Regions from separate parts of the Homo sapiens genome. Here region 2 is linked to region 1. A link is an interaction called in ENCODE POLR2A ChIA-PET data of the cell type or tissue named here. Cell type or tissue: Panc1. All regions are shown on one strand. Region 1 overlaps TNS3 (tensin 3). Region 2 overlaps LINC01447 (long intergenic non-protein coding RNA 1447).

The links. ChIA-PET counts read pairs that join two places held together with the same protein. Peaks named below come from ENCODE experiments on the same cell type or tissue, not always from the same donor. Only the 100,000 strongest peaks of a DNase experiment are listed, where the experiment ranks them.
Region 2: POLR2A ChIA-PET joins it to region 1 with 14 read pairs; 5 of 35 experiments call an interaction of 5 or more read pairs at or near these places.

Annotation. Positions count from the first base shown.
Region 1 is chr7:47,541,546-47,544,045 of GRCh38, reverse strand. All of the region lies in intron 1 of TNS3 (tensin 3), which reads left to right. Among named protein-coding and RNA genes, the nearest start is that of TNS3, 39 kb to the left of the region's middle. In Panc1, no CTCF peak of the experiment used is centred here; no DNase peak of the experiment used is centred here; H3K27ac peaks cover 2,500 bases.
Region 2 is chr7:47,629,512-47,632,011 of GRCh38, reverse strand. LINC01447 (long intergenic non-protein coding RNA 1447) reads right to left here. Exons shown (of 4, transcript NR_108090.1): 4 at 2,119-2,500. Among named protein-coding and RNA genes, the nearest start is that of LINC01447, 8.8 kb to the right of the region's middle. In Panc1, no CTCF peak of the experiment used is centred here; no DNase peak of the experiment used is centred here; H3K27ac peaks cover 2,500 bases.

The DNA.
Region 1 (2,500 bases):
AAGAAGCACCCACTGGAGGGGAATTTTGTAAGGAAAGCATTTTTTATTTACTTCTCAAAGTCAGGGGGAAGGAACTCTGTGACGAGTCAGAGCAGAGGGAAACAAATGCTGGTTTCCCCAGGGCGGGCAAAAACACCATGCAAAGGATGTCAGAAGTCACCATCTGTTTGTCAGAAGAAGCCCTGAAGTGTGGCAGTCGCAGAATGACATTTCATTGACAGCCTGCACACCCCAGGGGACTCCCATGGGTGGGGACAGGCTGCGTGCCCGGGAACTTTGTAGCCAATGGAGACGTTTTGGTTAACCTGGTGGAATAAATACACTCTCCTCTGTGGCCAGTGGACTCTCATTCATCACGTTATCTACTGAGTGTCTGTGATTTTCATGAGAAACAGTGTTGTGTAAAGGACAAAGCAGTACTGCTTTCAAGTCCTGCTTCCACCCGAGTGGGTAACTCCAGCTTTGGACCATCTTGAGGGTCAGGCACTTCACAAATGGCATCTTTGATCATTAATACCACTCTGGGAGTTGGACTCCTTGTCTCCTAGGATGTCGCTGGGTCACTAAGAGCCTGGGCGAAAGCCCCCTCACCGCAGGGACTGGAAGTCAGCTCCCCACCTCTCCAGTCTTTCAGGTGCCCCATGCACATATCCTGAGCCCCTGGGACTTGACGTACCGAAAGTCCTCTGCTGGTCTTCCCCCTCCAGCATGGCCCTGGGGAACAGGTGTGAAGATGTTTGCTGGATAGGTGAGATGCAAGTGTGCCTGAACACTTCCTGAATGTCCCAGAGGGTGAGTGCCCTGGGAGGCACACTGTTACACTGTCCCTTCTGGATTTCGGATGGAGCACAAGCTGGCTGCACAGGGAAAGAGACAAAAGGGAGGATTTTCCCAAAGTCTGTGTTTGGACAGGGCCCAGGTACAAGACCTGCCCCTAGAGACAGTGTCTGGGCCTCCTGCTGCCCAGTGACCAGTGTTCCCACCTTTGGACAAGGAGAGAGGGCCAGGCTCAATTTCTGCAGATGAGAGCTGGCAACAACTTGCTGATGTCAGAAATTCCTTAAACTGAAGGCAGTCTTTTTCAATATCAGAGGCAAAGTGCCTTTTTTTTTTTTTTTTGACAGTCTTGCACTGTTCCCCGTGGTTGGAGTGCAATGGCGTGATCTCGGCTCACTGCAACCTCTGCCTCCTGGATTCACATGATTCTCCTGCCTCAGCCTCCCAAGTAGCTGGGATTACAGGCGCCCACCACCACACCTGGCTAATTTTTTGTATCTTTAGTAGAGACGGGTTTTCACTATGTTGGCCAGACTCGTTTTGAACTCCTGACCTCGTGATCTGCCCTCCTCAGCCTCCCAAAGTGTTGGGATTACAGGTTGAGCCACCGTGCTCGGCCGTAAAGTGCTTTTAAATGTGCTTTAGGTGGCACATAGAAACTCCCTCACACTCGGACACCCTCAAGCCATGGAGCAGTGGGACTGGCCATGTCAGATTTCGTGTCGACGGGCATGTAGTGGGTAGAGGAGAGCTAGGAGTCATCTGCCCAGAGTATCTGGTGGCCCCAATTTCAGAGCACTGAGGCTAGGAATCGGGAATCAGGGCTGGATCCTGCCAGGACAGTGGCTCTGTGAGCACACGTCAGAGGGACTAAGGATTTGGACTCTCCACCCCTCACTTGGGTTGTCTGGCCAAGGTGTGGTGAGGATTTGGTTTAGATGATGCCTCTCTGCAGAAACACCCAGTGGTAATGCATATTCTCATCTCTGAATCACAGGTGGCGCTGACCATGGCTTGTCCCATCCAAGGTCATGGTCACCTTGACCCCTTGATTAGGTGGAGACTGAAGCTTTCTCTGTTGTTGACTTACTCTTTTCCCTTTTATAGTAAATAAAGGAAAGTATTTAGAGACTATGTATTCTCTCTAAAGATCAACCAGTGACAGCCTATTAGATTCTGTCTCTCCACTGCACATAACTCCCGAGTCTCCCATCCCACGACGCATGGAAGCTGAGACCTTTACGCTTCCTAATAACCTGCTCCCAGGACTCCCATTGCCTCTCTGAGACTGTCTCTGTGGTCATTTGCTTTTTTTTTTTTGAGATGGAGTCTCGCTCTGTTGCCCACACTGGAGTGCAGTGGCACAATTTCGGCTCACTGCAAGCTCCGTCTCTCAGGATCATGCCATTCTTCTGCCTCAGCCTCCCGGGTAGCTGGGACTACAGGTGCCTGCCACCATGCCCAGCTAATTTTTTTGTATTTTTAGTAGAGACAGGGTTTCACCGTGTTAGCCAGGATGGTCTCCATCTCCTGACCTTGTGATCCGCTCGCCTCAGCCTCACAAAGTGCTGGGATTACAGGCGTGAGTCACTGCGCCCGGCCTCGGTCATTTGCTTCTATCAGTAGGGACTCAAAGAGTCTTGGATTTGTATTGTATTCAATGGGTCATAATCCAATATTATCACTATTTTGATCTCCAAGTTGTTTACAGTTTGCCTGGTGG
Region 2 (2,500 bases), 88 kb before region 1:
GAGCTAGTTAAGGGCCTGCTCAGCTGCCCCGAGCCAGTGCCTGGTGGCCGAACCAGCTCCAAGCTGGTTCTTGCCCATCGCACATGCCGGTGTCCCTCATTCCACATTTCCCCTTCACTGCGGGACATTTCAGCATGCTGAGTCTCCTCAGACACTAGCACAAGGGGGCAGGTGCTTACTGAAAGTCCAGCCCGGGTGCATATGTGGCCTATGTGTGCAGTGATGCACCACTTCATGGCGGGGATACGTTCTGAGATTTTGTCATTGTGCGGTCATGGAGTGCACTTACACAAACCGAGGTGGTGGAGCCTCCTACTCACCTAGGCTACACCGGACAGCAGATTGCTCCTAGGCTACAAGCCTGTCCAACGTGTTCTGGTACTGTATACTATAGGCAATTGTAACATAGTGTAAGTATTTGTGTATCTGGACCTATCTAAGCATAGAAAAAGTACAGTAAAGTTACAGTATACAAAAGATAAAAAAAAAATGGTCCACCTGGATAGGGCATTGTCAGGAATGAAGCTTGTAGGACTGAAGGCTGCTCTGGGTGAGGCAGTGAGTGAGTGGTGAGTGAATGTGAAGGTCTAAGACATTACTGTACACCTTTGTAAACTCTATAAACACTGCACTTAGTCTACAATACATTTAATTTTATTTATTTATTTTGAGATGGAGTCTCGCTCTGTTACTCAGGCTGGAGTGCAGTGGCGCAATCTCGGCTCACTGCAACCTCCACCTCCCTGGCTCAAGCAATTCTCCCACCTCAGCCTCCCAAGTAGCTGGGATTACAGGTGTGTGCCACCACACTGGGCTACTTTTTGTATTTTTAGTAGAGATGGATTTTTGCCATATTGGCCAGGCTGGTCTTGAACTCCTGACCTCTGACGATCCACCCGCTTCAGCCTCCCAAAGTGCTGGGATTACAGGCGTGAGCCACTGTACCTGGCCTAAATTTATTTTTAAATTTTCTTTCTTCAATTATAAATTAAACTTAGCTTCCTGTAACTTTTTTACTTTATAAACTTTTACATTTTTTAGCTTTTTGACTTTTTAAAATAACATCTGGCTTAAAATGCAAACACAATTTATAGCTGTACAAAAATATTTTCTCTTTTTAATATCCTTATTAAATAAGCTTTTTTCTATTTTTAAAGTCTTATTTTTAAATTTTCACATTTTTTGTTAAAAATTAACACACAGACACACTAGCCTAGGCATACACAAGGTGAGAACCATCAATATCACTGTCTTCCACCTCCACATCTCATCCCATCAGGAGGTCTTTAGGGCCAATAACATGCATGGAGCTCTCACCTGTGATAACAATGCCTTCTTCTGGATGCTTCCTGAAGGGCCTGCCTGGGGCTGTTTTACAGTTAACTTCTTTTTTATAAGCAAAAGTAAACTCTAAAATAACAATAAAAAGTATAATAGGCCGGGGCCTGGTGGCTCACTCCTGTAATCCCAGCACTTTGGGAGGCCGAGGGGGTGGATCTCCTGAGGTGGGGAGTTCGAGACCAGCCTGACCAACATGGATAAACCCCCATCTCCACTAAAAATAAAAAATTAATTGGGTGTGGTGGCGCACGCCTATAATCTCAGCTACTAGAGAGGCTGAGGCAGGAGAATCACTTGAACCCGGGAAGGGGAGGTTGCAGTGAGCCGAGATCATGCCATTGCACTCCATCCTGGGCAACAAGAGCAAAAAAAAAAAAAAAAATCCATCTCAAAAAAAGAAAAAAATATATATATATACACACACACAAACGTATACACACACACACACACACACACATATATATATATATGCCGGCCGCAGTGGCTCACATCTATAATCCCAGCACTTTGGAAGGCTGAGGCAGGTGGATCACTTAAGCTCATGAGTTCAAGACCAGCCTGTGCAACATGGCAAAACCCCGTCGCCACAAAAAATACGAAAGTTAGCCATGGCACCCGCCTGTAATTCCAGCTACTCAGGAGGCTGAGGTGGGAGGATGGCTTAAGCCTGGGAGGCAGAGGTTGCAGTGAGCTGAGATTACACCACTGCACTCCAGCCAGGGTGACAGAGCCAAACCTTGTGTCAAAAAACAAACAAACAAACAAAAAACATATAATACATAAACCAGTAACAGTCATTTATTATCACTATCACGTATTATGGGCTGTACATAATCGTGTGTGCTATACTTTTATGCAACTGGCCATGCAGGTTTGTTCACATCAGCAACCCCACAAACACCTGAGTAATGCAGTGTGCTACAATGTTACAGTAACTACTCTTCATGGGTGATAGTGTGTCCGGAATTGGTGGATTCTTGGTTTCACTGACTTCAAGAATGAAGTCGCGGACCCTCGCAGTGAGTGTTACAGCTCTTAAGGTGGCGCGTCTGGAGTTTGTTCCTTCTGATGTTCGGAGTTTCTTCCTTCTGGTGGGTTAGTGGTCTCGCTGGCTCAGGAGTGAAGCTGCAGACCTTCGCGGTGAGTGTTACAGCTCTTA